Linked DNA regions of Homo sapiens: all the other regions are linked to region 4. Evidence: chromatin contacts called from ENCODE Hi-C or POLR2A ChIA-PET data. All regions are on one chromosome and are shown on one strand. Each heading gives the region's core, a stretch centred on a gene start or an enhancer-like site at or near the end of the contact. The rest is flanking DNA. Distances are from core to core; before and after follow the strand shown. Region 1 holds the start of ATMIN (ATM interactor). Region 2 overlaps LOC105369213 (a long non-coding RNA gene). Region 3 holds the start of MPHOSPH6 (M-phase phosphoprotein 6). Region 4 holds the start of NUDT7 (nudix hydrolase 7).

What was found. Hi-C counts contacts between places; a loop is a spot of excess contacts on that map. ChIA-PET counts read pairs that join two places held with the same protein, here RNA polymerase II (POLR2A). Pooled maps may share reads with other maps.
Region 1: a loop to region 4 is called in a map of CD4-positive, alpha-beta T cell, with 7 times the contacts of the local background. The contact joins the promoter of ATMIN here to the promoter of NUDT7 in region 4. A Hi-C loop is called at or near these places in 1 of 168 maps with a recorded cell type or tissue (CD4-positive, alpha-beta T cell) and 5 of 50 pooled maps. POLR2A ChIA-PET finds 5 or more read pairs at or near these places in 1 of 52 experiments (BJ).
Region 2: a map of CD8-positive, alpha-beta T cell shows a loop between it and region 4 (31-fold over the local background). The contact joins the enhancer-like site here to the promoter of NUDT7 in region 4. A Hi-C loop is called at or near these places in 2 of 168 maps with a recorded cell type or tissue (CD4-positive, alpha-beta T cell and CD8-positive, alpha-beta T cell) and 7 of 50 pooled maps.
Region 3: a map of B cell shows a loop between it and region 4 (30-fold over the local background). The contact joins the promoter of MPHOSPH6 here to the promoter of NUDT7 in region 4. A Hi-C loop is called at or near these places in 2 of 168 maps with a recorded cell type or tissue (B cell and naive thymus-derived CD4-positive, alpha-beta T cell), 1 of 37 single-sample maps with no recorded cell type and 7 of 50 pooled maps.

Annotation. Positions count from the first base shown.
Region 1 is chr16:81,033,753-81,037,248 of GRCh38, reverse strand. It overlaps ATMIN (ATM interactor), which reads right to left and starts at 1,407. Exons shown (of 4, transcript NM_015251.3): 1 at 1,043-1,407. The coding sequence starts at 1,378. CENPN-AS1 (CENPN antisense RNA 1) reads left to right here. Exons shown (of 4, transcript XR_007065134.1): 1 at 1-512; 2 at 2,323-2,494. RefSeq lists silencers at 738-1,087, 1,298-1,587.
Region 2 is chr16:81,744,401-81,747,905 of GRCh38, reverse strand. The region is part of intron 2 of LOC105369213 (a long non-coding RNA gene); the gene reads right to left. It also overlaps a transcript of PLCG2 not described here. Among named protein-coding and RNA genes, the nearest start is that of PLCG2, 33 kb to the left of the region's middle. RefSeq lists a silencer at 580-772 and enhancers at 1,396-1,845, 1,735-2,354. Within about 2 kb of position 1,570, at least 13 of the 41 ENCODE cell types and tissues checked have a DNase peak (open chromatin) inside an H3K27ac peak, as active enhancers do; they include CD8-positive, alpha-beta T cell, where a contact is called at or near this core.
Region 3 is chr16:82,168,511-82,171,875 of GRCh38, reverse strand. It overlaps MPHOSPH6 (M-phase phosphoprotein 6), which reads left to right and starts at 1,652. Exons shown (of 5, transcript NM_005792.2): 1 at 1,652-1,751. The coding sequence starts at 1,701. RefSeq lists a silencer at 1,517-1,676, a cis regulatory region at 1,723 and an enhancer at 1,651-1,795.
Region 4 is chr16:77,720,271-77,723,763 of GRCh38, reverse strand. NUDT7 (nudix hydrolase 7) reads right to left here and starts at 1,250. Exons shown (of 4, transcript NM_001105663.3): 1 at 1,147-1,250. The coding sequence starts at 1,181. RefSeq lists a silencer at 1,275-1,404 and an enhancer at 1,118-1,412.

The sequences.
Region 1 (3,496 bases), core at 158-2,657, 3.3 Mb before region 4:
GCTACATATTCGCAGAACTGCTTTCAATGACTTGCGCTTTTGAATTATGTCACTGCTGGCCTAGAGTGGTGGAAGGAAACTTGCCATTGTAATGACTGAGAGATTGTGACTTAACAGGTCCGGGGTGGGGCTGGACATCTGGATTTTTAATAAGCTTGTCACAGATGTGTCCCAAGGTTGAAAATGACTGCCCTGTTTTGCATAACGTGGAGGGTTGTTGAGACTATTGTCATGGTGTATTTACTGTGTCCCCCTCTTAAAGAAGAGCCACAGGGGCAATTTCCCTTAGGTCTCAGTCCTGAGCTGATCTTACCAACACCGTGAAACTGACTGATGGTGTTTAGAGGCAAACCTACCGCTCCTTTAAAACATTTTTTTATTCATAATCGACACACAGTAATTATTCCTACTGATGGGGTGCGGTGTGCAGCATGGATGGACATATACATTGCATAGTGATCAAGTCAGAGTGTTTAACATGTCCTCGACCTCAAACGTATTGTCTCTTGGTGGTGAGAACATTTAAAACCCTCTCTTCTAGTTATTGTGGCACATACAGTCCACTGGGCAGGACCCAAGGGCGGCATTGTGGGTGTCGTGGCAAGCACAGGGCTTTAGAACCAGAGGCCCCGGTTTAAAGCCCCGCATCATCTAGGTTGCATAATCTGTTTCTCATTAATATAATGGAGACGATGCGTCCCTCGCCAAAACGCCGTTAAGAACTCACAGGCAAAAAAGTGTAAAAAGCCTGGGCCGGCGTCCGGCACGACACTCGGGGCCAGGGAGCCAGGGAACCAGGGAACTGGCGCGTACGGCGGACCCGGGGCTCCCAGCTCCTCCTCCCCCCCAGAGGCCGCACCTGCGGCGCCTGCCGCGAGGGTTCGAGAGCCGCCTCCGGCCGGGGAGGGCAGAGGCCGGTGGGGCAGCGGCAGCGGCAGCGCGCAGGGCGCTCGTCCCCCCGAGGCCGGCTTCGCGCGCCGGCGCCGGGCGCTTTGTTGGAGCCAGGCCCGGCCCCCCGGGCCGCCGGCCGCGTCGGGCTCACCTGCAGGCGGTGGCTCTTGACTAGGTGCATGTTGAGCGCGGGGCTGTTGGGCAGGATCTTGCCGCAGCCGCGCACGGTGCACAGGATGTTGGTCCGCACGGCCCGGGACAGCTCGCTCACCGACGGCTGGATCAGCTCCCCCGCCGGCGGCGCGGGGACAGCGGGCTGCTGCGTCGCCCCCGCGGGCCGCGGCCGGCTGCCCCTCAGTCGGGGTCCCGGGGGCACCCACGGGCCCGAGGCGGCGGCGGCGGCTCCTGTCGTGGCCGCCGGGACGGCCCGGGCACCCGCCGCCAGAGCCGCGGACCCCGCCGCCGCCGCCGCCTCCGAGGCCGCCATGGCTCCCGCACGGCCGCCCGGCCCAGTTCGTAGGCCCCGCCCCCGCCGCAGCCACTTCCGGCAGGGGGCGAGGCCGCCAGGCTTGTTAGCATCCGGCGGGCCCAGGCGGCCGCGGCGCCCCCTGCCGGCCGCGGAGGGCGCGCCTTGGAGGGAGAGGACTTTAGGTGACGCCGCCAGGAGGCGAAATTTCACCTGCCAGCAGGTAAAAGGTATTGCCCCGCCTCTCTAATCGATCCATTCTTCCTAGGAAAGTGACTTCAGGCAGTAGTCACATAAAAGAAAAAGCAATACGTTGAGCAATGCGTTTACTTCCCAAAGATTAGAAACAACCCAAATGTCTAGTGGCAGGTGAGGCAGAAGTACACTGATTTCCGCCGTTGTTTATTACCTAGGCCTTACTGGGTACCAGGTGGGTCTGGTGGATGCACTTTTCATGCTGTGTCTCATTTTGTCTTCAAAACGACTGTAGCGGGTATGTACTGTAACTTGCCCCACCTTGTGCAGAGAAGGACATTTAGGCTTATATAAATTAAGTAACTTGACCTAGACCACACTATACAAATGAAAAGATTGTTATTATTGATAGGATTAATCATTTTAAGAAGGCTGGATTTGCTTGCTTCTATTTTAGCTGCTGAAATTAGGATTACTGTTTGGGAGACACTGCAGTTCAGTATACGATTACAAAACTTAATACTTAGACTGGGTAGTTCATGTAAATGGACATAGGAGGCTGGGGTAGACAAAAGGGAGGGGTGAGGACTGCAGTGAAATTGGAAACACATCCTTTATTAAAAGGGGGCAGCTGCTACTCATCTTTGGTATGGCTAGAGTTTTATGTGAAAATTTCCACCTTTTACATACTAGCAGCTATATTCGTTTTCTCTTGCTATTAATAAATTACCACAAACTTACTGCCTTAACACAAATTTATTATCTTCCAGCTCTGGAGGTCAAAAGAAATGAGACTGCTGGGCTAAGATCAAGGTGTCAGCAGGGCTGTATTCCTTCCCAAGGCTCCAGGGGAGAATCTGTTCACTTGCCTTTCCCAGCTTCTAGAGGTTGCCTACATTCCTTGGCTTGCGGACCCTTCCTCCATCTCCAGAATCAGTAACGGTGAGTTGAGTCTTCGTCACATCACATCACTCTGATTTCTTCAGTAGTGATCCCTCTGATTCTTCTATTCTTGAGGCCCCCTGTGATGACATTGGGCCCATTCAAATCATCCAGGATAATTTCTCCAACTGCCAAGTCCCTTTGCCTTGCAAGATAACTGTGATAATGTGAAGTATATATTTGGTCTTTGTCCTGGCATGCAATTCCTAAAATCCTTGGAATCAGCAAATTGGTGTTTTTTTGTATGCTAATTAGTTGACTGATGACTCACAGTCCCTAGGTAGCTTTAGGATGGGACTGGTCACTGGAAAGACCAAGGTAGGATTAGAGGCTTGAGACTTTCAGCCCTCCCCCTCAACCTCTGGGGAGGAGACAGGGGCTGAAGCTTAAGCTGATCAATCATTCCTAGGTAATGAAGCCTCCATAAAATCCCAAAAGAAATGGGTTTGGAGAACTTCCAGATAGCTGAATGCATGGAGTTTCCTGGAGGGAGGCGCACTCAAAGAGGGCATGCGTGGAAGCTCTTGCCCTATGCATCTTTTCATCTGAATCCTTTGTAACATCCCTTGTAAGAAGTCAGTCTATGTGTCTTCCTGAGTTCTGTGAGCTGCCCTAGCAAATTAATTGAACATGAAGAGAGGGTTGTGGGAAATGCAATTTATAGCTGGTTAGTCAGAAGCGCAGGTGAAACAACCTGGGGCTGGCAACTGGCCTCAGAAGTGGGTGGCAGTTTTGTGGGACTGAGCCCTTAACCTATGGGGTCTGATGATATCGCCAGGTAGTTAGTGTTGGAATTGAACTGGAGCATACCCAGCTGGTATCTGCTGTAGAACTGATTGCTTATGTCAACCAAGAAGAGGTGAAAGGGCCAGGCATGGTGGCTCACGCCTGTAATCCCAGCACTTTGGGTGGCCGAGGCAGGGCGGATCACGAGGTCAAGAGATCGAGACCATCCTGGCCAACATGGTGAAACTCTGTCTCTACTAAAAATACAAAAATTAG
Region 2 (3,505 bases), core at 321-2,820, 4.0 Mb before region 4:
CTCAAAAAAAAATGGAAAGAAAAAAAGTCATTCATTTAACAGTCATGTCTCTAGTCTACTGTAATCTAAAACAGTCCGCCAGTCCATATTGTCTTTTATGACACTGACATTTTTGAGTGTCCAGGCATTTTGCAAATCTCTCTTAACTTGAATTTCTGTTTCTTTCCTCATAATAGATTTAGGTTAAACATTTTTTTGCAAGAATATTATATAGATGATGTTGCACCTTATTATTTTAAATGGCTGCATGGTATTCCAGTATATGGATACATCACAATTGATGTAACTCATCCTCTATCCACAGATGTGTAGATGACTTCCAATCATTTATTTAAAAAACAATACTACCATTAATAATATTATTATTATTTCAGACAGAGTCTTCCTCTGTCGCCCAGGCTGGAGTGCAGGGGCACAATCTCACCTCACTGCAACCTCCACCTCCCGGGTTCAAGGAATTCTTGTGCCTCAGTGTCCCGTGTAGCTGGGACTACAGGCACCCACCATCACGCCAGGCTAGTTTCTGTATTTTTAGTAAAGATGGGGTTTCAACATGTTGGCCAGGCTGGTCTCAAACACCTAACCTCAAGTGATCTGCCCGCCTCAGCCTCCCAAAGTGCTGGGCTTACAGGTGTGAGCCACCGCGCCCAGTCCCATTAATATTCTTAAACTTTTGTCATTTTGAAAATCTTGGAGTATGTCTGCAGGAGAAATTCCTAGAGGGGGAATCACTGAAGCTGCACATATATGCCTTTGTAATTTTGAAAGCTATTGCCAAATTACTCTTTATAGAGGATAAACCCATTAATACTATCGCTAGTACTGTTTGAGAATGCTTGACCCAGAAGCTTGTCATATGCTTTTAACTTTCATCTCACTGTGTCCTGGCTAGCAAGGTGGTTGGTGTACCTTTGCTGAATCCCTTTATGTGACAAGATTTCCTTAAGTTTTTGCCTATGAATTTTGGCTGGAATTTAATGAAATTACAACTCCCAAAATATGACAAAGTCCCCCGTGCTCTCCTGGAGCAGAATTCATACTCCTGGTTACAAAGCACATCTGTTTGCTTTGTAGGCTCCACTGGTTCCAAGAGAAGAGGGCAATGAAGGTGTGTCAGGCACTGTACCAGTTACCTGATTGACGTTATCAAGCCTGAGAAGTGGGAATTATTAATATGCCCACTTTACAGATGCTTGGGAGGTTAAACTGCCTGTTTACTCAAGTTCGACGGAGAAATAATCAATGCAGACATGAATGGCATCACAGAAGTGTATATTGCTCTTATTCTCTGCCTCCTTGGGTGTTAGGGTTGGAGATTGACAAAACGAAATCCTACACTTAAATTCAAAATCCAAAAGTTGTTCATCCCCTCCCGGCGCTGGGGTGAGAGCCCCGCGGTTCCCACCCCTGGCTCTTGGACTACGTGAAAACGACCCTCCCCAGAAGGCACCACTGTGGGTGCTCACTCTGCCCCAGCGGCCGTTTCGACTACATTTCCCAGAATGCAGTGCGTTCACCGCTGCGGCCATGCTTCCGTTTCCGCCCCAGATGTTTTCTGGGAGTTGGGTTCTCCACCTGTGCTGGGGGCGAAAACTCAAGCACTCAAGGCACCCTGCCAGTGGCGGCGGCGGACCCCCACGTGTCACGAGTAGATGAAGTTATAAACCGGGAAGCACCGGGGAGGGCTGAAAGCGTTTCTACCTCCCTTTATCCAGCAGGCCGGCCTTGTTTGTGCCACAGTGCCCTGAGCACCCATGGGCTGGTCCTGTCTGACTTTGGGGTTAATAGAGGTTCCATTCGACTATGGCATCCTCTTGCCTATTGAGTTTTCTAGGGGCCATGAAATTCCTTCCCTGGTTCTGTGACATTATGTTGTCCCCAGAAGTGCACCCTTGTTCTTCCTCCTTTACACACTTGCTCCCTTCTAAAGAAAAAGGAAGGACGCACCTCTGAATGGGCTAGTCTCGCCCCTACAGAGAGTCAGGTCGTTCGCTGTATGACAGCCAGGAGGCTCAGGAATAACGTCTGGCCGCTGAACTCGGCCTCTGAATGGATAGCTGAAAGCAGAGGTTCCCAACTGGGACTTTGTTTAAACATACATGCCCATGCCCCTCCAGATCTGCTGAATCAGCCTGGGCCAAGCTCCCCCCTGACCCTAATGTCAGCCAAGGTCAGAACCTGAGATTTACAGGGAAAATGCGAAACATTGGCATTCTAGACCTAACCTACTTTTTCTTACAGAAGCTACCAGACTGCCCACCTTGAGAACAGTAAATCCACATAATTTATCTCTGTATCCCCAGGAGCCAACTACATGCAGCCCATAATAGGGAGCAGACTTGGGGTTGACATCCAGCTGGTAATTACCATATGGCCTGCAGTCTGTGGCCAGTGGCTATTAGTTAGTCAGGGTCCATGTTATCTCGGTTGTTAAATATGTTGAATGCAACCCTGAGTTATAGTCGTTGTTTGGATGAAACTGAGCAAAATTCAACTTGGGAAAGGCAGAGGATGGTCAAACATGAAGATTTTCAGTGACTACCCTAAGGGATATTGCAACTTACAGAAAAGAGAGGTTCCTGTGGCCACAGGTCATCCAAGAAGGCTTCCGGCAACTCTCCTTACCTCTCATGGGTCAGCACTAGGTCATATGCCCTTCCCGGCCAATCAGTGGGAGGGAGGCTAGGAATGCCACCACTGGCTTAGACCGATTAAGATTGAATCTTGGGCTGGGTTACCCAACACAACCTTTTCTAGTTCAGCCCTGCAGTGACCTGGATGCAAAACCCAGCCCCGTTGCTGGAGGTCATTTACAACCAGCACTTAATCATCTTATATTCTTTGCTGAATGTTTATGGAATCAACAGGAAAAAGGTTCCACTGCATAACATTATTTTTAAAGTCCAGGGTTGGAGTTAAGATGAGACACTTTGAATCCAGAAAAACCAACCCTTCTTCCTTTCCCCTTCCTTCCTGCAGCATCCAGCCTGTTGGCCCCCTTTTTCACCTCTCCAGATGCCCTAAAAAATTCCAATTCCTGGGCTGGGAGCAGTAGCTCATGTCTGTAATCCCAGCACTTTGGGAGGCTGAGGCGGAAGAATTGTTTGAGTCCAGGAGTTCAAGATCAGCCTGGGCAACATAGTGAGACTTTGCCTGTAAAAAAAAAATTAGCTGGGTATGGTGACCCATGCCTGTAGACCCAGCTACTCAAGAGGCTGAGGTAGGAGATCACTTGAGCCCAGGAGGTCAAGGCTGCAGAGAGCCATGGTCTGGGTGACAGAGCACGACTATCTTAAAAAAAACAAACTTGCCTCCTTATCATCCCCACCAGCTTCACCATCATGACTGCTATTTATGGAGTGCCAAAAGATTTGGAATTTTTTTGGTTACAAGTGAGAAGAAAAGTCACCTCAATCTGTTTTAATCAAAAAGGGAAGTTGGGGGACTGGGTGCGGTGGCTCACGCCTGTAATCCCAACACTTTGGGAGGGCAAGGCGGGCAGATC
Region 3 (3,365 bases), core at 403-2,902, 4.4 Mb before region 4:
CTTTCAAGCCTTAGCACCATCATCTGACAAGGGCCGTTCCAAACCACCTGGTCTAAAGTAACCCTAAGCGTTACTCTGTCACATCACTGTTTTCTCTCTTTCATAGCAGTCGCCACTTACTTACGTCCAGAATATCAGCTTCAGGAAAGGTGGGGATATGTGTTTTTACACGCTATTATACCCCCGGCATCTCACACACAGTCACAAGTGAATGAGATTCTGTAGCCACTTGGTACATTACAATGATTTTATTTACCCCTGGGAAAACCTAAAGGGCTTTTAACATCCAAATCGGTGTTTGAATTTCAGCTCTAACATGGATTAGCTGTGTGAACACCAAGTGCGTTACCCACTCTGTGTCTCAGAATCCTTAACAACACGATGACAATACCTTCTTTCCGGTTCTTATGGGGATTAAGTGAACTAATTAGCCCTAAGGTGACCAGGTCAACAATCTGACGTAGAACTCATGGTATCAGCCGAGATGCTATTAGCTTGAGGGTGTTCCAAAGCGTCGGACCTGGGAATGGTTTTCGAAAACGTGTTTAGGTGGTACCCAGAGCATTAAACACCAGGGTAGGAACGCTACCCTATTTTCAGTGGTTTTTTAAATTCTTTTTTGTTTTGTTGTTTTGTTTTTGAGACAAAGCCTCACTCTGTAGCCCAGACTGGAGTCCAGTGGCGGGATGTCAGCTCACTGCAGCCTCGACGTCCCGGGTTCCAGTGATTCTCCAGCCTCAGCCTCCCAAGTAGTGGAGACCACAGATCCGTGCCACCACACCCAGCTATTTTTGTTGTATCTTTTGTACATTTTTTGTATATTTTGTATATATTTTTTGTATGTATATTTTGTATATTTTTTGTGTATATATATATATATATATATATATATTTTTTTTTTTTTTTTTTTTTTTTTTTTTTTTGTAGAGGTGGGGTCTCCCTATGTTGCCCCTCGCTATGGTCTTTTCAATTCTTTGGATCAAAACCAGGCTTTGTTCTCATTCATGTGTCTTTGGCACCCATCCCTGCCTCCATCCCTTGCCATTTCTTGAGATTCTTCTGTTTAGCAGAGATCACTCGGCCAGACACGCATCGGCAGCAGCCTGGGAATGAAGCCAGCCTGCCTGGGGCGGCCCCCGCCGCGCTCCCCCGGGACTCCGGGCTGCTGTGAGGAAAGCAGCAACTCGTGGGGTCCTGGTGAAGAGAAAACGACCTGGACCCTGCAAAGCGACCCAGAACAAAGGGAGCCCGCCACCCACGTTATGAAGACAAAACACGTGGGTAACACGGCCCAGGCGGGTGGCAGGCGTGGCGGAAACCTCTCTGAGGCTGGCGAGGACTACTGAGTGTGGAGGGGGTCCCTGAGGAAGGGAGTCCCCGAGGGAGGATGGGCCTCCGAGGGGGCCAGGCCGACGTCCCGGGAAGGCGACCCGCGGCTCGGGGAAGCCAAGTTCTGGGTCGTCCTCTGACTTCGGCTTTTTTGCGGTCTGCCGCGCTCATCCCCGCGCCCGCCACCCCGCGAGCTTACCCGAGCCTCTCAGTCAGCAGAGCGCCCGCTGAGTGGCCGCGCCCGCGCGCAAGACACAGGGGAGGGGCGGGGCGGGGCGGCGCGCACTACGCGAGGGACGCAGCTGCGCACGCGGCTCCGCGCATGTGCGGTGAGGCTCGCGGCCGGAGTGCGGCGCTGGGCGGAAGCTACCATGGCGGCCGAGCGAAAGACAAGGTTGTCCAAGAATCTACTGCGCATGAAGGTGCGGGGACGCTGAGAGCGCCACTCCGGGCGGTAGGGGCACCCGGTCCTTCCAACCTGGCCGGGGCCGAGGCGGCGGGCGGACAAGGGACACCAGAGAGGCCTCAGAGGGCTTCCAGCTCTCGTGCTCATTCATTCACTTAGCGCCTGCTCTGCACTGTTTACTGGGAACCAGCTTACGAATTAGGCCGACTCTCTCAGGAGGCCCGCGGGCGGATGGGAGCTTGAGTACACAGAAGCAGTCAGGGTACAGCTTACCCAGTGCAGTGAGGGTAGAAGCGCTGGGGACCTTGGGGACTCACCGAGCTTCTCGAGAAGTTGTTGCTTACTTATATATGCAATAAATATGATATATGGGAAGTGTAACTCCTTAGCTGGGTAATTTAGGTAAATTCACTTCTTTCTCTGAATATCTCTTTTCCTCATCTTTAAAAAGAAGAGCATTAGGCTACATGAGTTCAAGCTCCTTTTTAATTTTGATAATACTTCTTTTAGTAGAGTTCTTCAGAGAAACAGAATCAACAAGATGTATATGTGTATATATGTGTATGGAGAGAGGGGGTATTTTTAAAACTGGATCACACGACTGTGGAGATGCAAGTCTAAAATCTGCAGGGTGGGCCAGTAGGCTGGAGACCCAGAGAAGTACTCAGTCCAAGTCCAAAGACAGTCTGCTGGCAGAACTCCCTCTTCTTCCAGGGAGAAGAGGGTGAGTCTCGCAGGGTAGTCTCTAGGTTACTGGGAGGGTGGAAGGCACAGCGTCCTAAACTAGGAGAAACTGAGTTCAGAAGTCTGAGAGGCAAGAAAGAAAAAGAAAACCATGGAAATTTCCAAGAATTAGAGACAATTCAGTATGTCTGGAAGGCAAGTACTAAGAAATGGGGTTGCAGAGTAGGCAATGGTCACAACGTGCAGGGAATTTGAGGCCAGATTAAAGATATTTTCCTTTATTTTGTGAGCAATGGAAAGCTATTGAAACGGGGAACAGTATCAAGAAAATGGCAAATATTTATAGTACTAGACAATGATTGAAGTGGTTTGCGTATATTAACCTATGCAATTCACATAATGACACTTTGAGGTGACTACAGGCAGTAACTCTCTTCTTACAGCTAAGGCAACTGAAACAGAAATAAGTAATTTACCCAAAGTTACACAGCTAATAAGTAGTGTAGACAGGACGGGAATTCAGGCAGTCTGGCTCCAGAACCCTGGCTCTTTATTACTACTCTGTACTCTGTGATGCCTGTCACTAAGCACTACTTCTAGAGAGTAGCAAACTGTTACATGTCATGTTTAAAGAGGTGGAATTTCCAAAAGAGGGAAGGAAGCATTCATAATGTTTTGAAAGATAGGCCATTCGCAGTGGCTCATGCCTGTAGTCCCAGCACTTTGAGAGGCTGAGGTAGACAAATCGCTTAAGCCCAGGTGTTTGAGACCATCCTGGGCAACATGGTGAAACCCCATCTCTACAAAAAATACAAAATATTAGCCAGGCCTAGTGGCACGCACCTTTAGTCCCAGCTACTTGGGAGGCTGAGGTGGGAGGATCACTTGAGCTTGGGAGATCAAGGCTGCAGTGAGCTGAGATGGCGCCACTGCACTCCAGCCTTGG
Region 4 (3,493 bases), core at 1-2,500:
AAAAATTAGCCGGGCATCGTGGCACATGCCTGTAATCCCAGCTACTCAGAAGGTTGAGGCAGGAGAATCGCTTGAACCCAGGAGGCAGAGGCTGCAGTGAGCCGAGATTGCCTACTGCACTGTAGCCAGGGCGGCAGAGTGAGACTCTGTCTCAAAAAAAAAAAAAAAAAAGTGTATACAAATGACTTCTCTGAGTTTCATCTTCATTTGTGTCAGGCTTGAGGATATTTAAGAAGATTAAATGATGCAGTTCATATACTGTGGCTGGCACACAGCTGGTGCTCAGGGAATGGTAACCACTGTCATAAATCTCCCCATCATTAGATAAGCAGTTGTTTGCAGGAGGTATTTGCTATTTTTTGCCTCTTTCTAGGTGGCAGGGTGCTCACCAGATGTGGTTGGGTAACGGCAGTGTATTTCAAAGACCAAATGGCCTGAAAAAAATCAGTGAATGCTGGCACAGGGATTGCACAGTGCATCTGGATGCACGCAGGCCAGCCTCCAGAAAAGGAAACTGTGGGCTGGTGGCTTTTAACCACCCGGAAACCACAGAACTGACCAGACAAACCAGCCAAAGTAAAAGGCTGCAAAAACGTTATCTGTCCACTTTAGGGGCTGGCCGCTGGAATAATCACCAAGGTATCAACAGCAGTAGCAGCCACCCCGTTCTGAGCATGGTCTCAATTTTGACGTTTCTCATTTTATCCTCACAACAGCCCGGCAAGTGATCACAGGGTCACCTCCAGGCTCAGAGAGTTTACGAAACTGACAGACCCAAGGTCACAACTGAAAGTAGCCACCGGGGGACTTGAATCCGGGGCTGCCTGCTGCGGGTCTGTGCCACTGTCGGGGGTCCTGGGGTCCAACTCTGGAGACGCGGATTGCAGAACAGCCAAGCCGGCTGGGAAGGGGAGCAGCGTGTATGTAAACCATACTGGCTTAAGCCGGCTCTGTTCCTGGCCAGAGCAGTGCAAAGGTTCGGGGACCCTGCGGGTTGCTGGAGGCGAGTGCTCCCCCATCCGGCGCTCGCAGGTGGACTGGCGGGAGCTGCAAAATCAGTCCCGGCCAAAAGGCCCCGGTGGCCTCCGCTACGATCAAGGCCGGGCCTGACCAAGCTCGGGGTGCCAGGGCCCGGAAAGCCTTTACCTGACTGGCTCCTCGGGAAGACCAAGTCGTGACATTGCCCTGGGGAATGTTTGTTTCCGGGCGGACTCCTCGGAGCTGCTCGGTCGGTCGCGCTTGCGCAGAGCAGCTCTGGGCTTGGGAGCGGCCTAAAGCCAGAGAGAGGGGCGGGGCTTAGAGCACGAGGCGGGGTGGTGTCTGGGGCGGAGACAGGGGGCGGGGCGGTGCGAGATCTGGGATCGGAGGCCGGGATCGGGGCGGGGCGGGGCTTATAGCCAGAGGCGGGACTTGAGGTGGGGAGAGGCGCGGGGCGGGACTTAGGGCCGGGTGTTCCTGGTTGCTCAAAGCAGTTTCTGCCGGGCTCCTTGGGCTTCTATGGAAGCAAGAGGTATAGGAGGAGTTGTGGAATTTAGAGCTGGAAGAGTTAAAAAAAAAAAAAATACAGTGTTGGTGAGGTGATAATATTTTACACTCGCATTCGCTGTTGCTGGAAGGTTAAGGTGATTCATTCAACTTTTTGGAACTGCTGTCAGCACCTGTTCACCGACCACCTGTATGCACTGGGTGCAGATCCCACAGCTAGCGAAAAGACACGTGGAGCTCACAGTCAAATGGTAGAAACATAAATTAATCACACAGGGCTGGATGCAGTGGCATATGCTTGTAATTCCAACACTTTGGGAGGCCAAGAGGGGAGGATCACTTGAATCCAGGAGTTCGAGCCCAGCCTGGGCAACATGGCGAAACCCCATCTCTACAAAATAAAAATAAAAAATTAGCCAGGCGTGGTGGCACACACCTGTGGTCCCAGCTACTCAAGAGGCTGAGGTGGGAGGATCGCTTGAGCCCAGGAGGTCGAAGCTGCAGTGAGCCGTGATAGCACCACTGCACTCCAGCCTGACAGAGGTAGACCGTCTCAAAAATAAGAAGAAGAAGATAAGAAGTTTTTAATGCAAAAAAAAAAAAAAAAAAAAATCACACTGATAAAGCAGTGGCCTTTGGTCCTTCTAGAGCGTGTGAAGGAGAAATGTGACCCAATTAGGAGACAGAAGAGGCTTGGTAGAGGAAATAGAAGTGCAGCTCATCTTGAAAGCAGTAGTTCTCAAAGTGTGGTCCTCAGACCAGCAGAATCAGGATCACTTTGGTCCTGTTAAAAATGTGGACTCTGGGCCAGGCGCTGTGGCTCACACCTGTAATCCCAGCACTTTGGGAGGCCAAGTCGGGTGGATCACCTAAGGTCAGGAGTTTGAGACCAGCTTGGCCAACATGGTGAAACCCCATCTCTACTAAAAAAACAAAAATTAGCCAGTGGCAGGCGCCTGTAATCTCAGCTACTAGGAGGCTGAGGCAGGAGAATCGCTTGAACCTGGGAGGCGGAGTTTGCAGTGGGCCGAGATCGCGCCATTGCACTCCAGCCTGGGCAAAAAAAAGCGAAACTCTGTCTCAAAAACAAAACAAAACAAAACAACAACAACAACAACAACAAAAACCAAGAAAGAAAGAAAGGAAAGAAAGAAAAGAGAAAAGAAAAGAAAAGAAAAAAGACGAAAAGAAAAGAAAAGAAAAGAAAAGGTGGACTTTGGGGCCCATGTCACAACTGCTGAATCAGAAGCCAGGTGTCAGGCCCAGTGATCTGTGCTGTAAGGGGATTCTGATGCTCTGTGCGGGATAGAGGACATAAATGAGGAAAAAGGCAAGGGAGAGTGTTCAAGGAAGAGGGCAAAGTTTGTGCAAAGACAGCAGAAAGGGGCTGGAGAACAGTGTGTGTGAGGGAGCCTGGTGCGAGCTGAGAATCCAGGGGTCAGTGTAGGGCTGACTTCTCCCTTACAGGCACAGGACACACACAGTAATTTTAGGGACCTGTGAAAATGTTTTAATTGTAATTTCTTTTTAAATTAGAAGAAGAAAAGGTATGTAATAAAAGCAATATATAATAATGAATCCAGCTTGGATGATAGTCATTTTATGAATTCAGTCATAAAATATTCACTTTAAAATTATTTTATGGAAGAAGGGGTGCACAAAAACAAAGTAGCTAGGGCCCATGAAAGTAATATTGTGGCTGGCCCTAGGTCAGTGGGGCAGTTTGTGAAATTATTAATGAAATGAAATATTAATGAAATATCGCTGTGATATTTACAACATCCAGTGTTTACACACCGTGACATCAATGAAATATCGATGTGATATTTATAATATCCAGTGTTTACACACTGTGATATTAATAAAATATGGCTGATATTTGTAATATACAATGTTTACACACCGTGATATTAATATAATATCGCTGTGATATTTATAATACCCAGTGTTTCCACACTGTGATATCAATGAAATGTCTCTGTGATATTTGTAATATCAAGTGTTGATG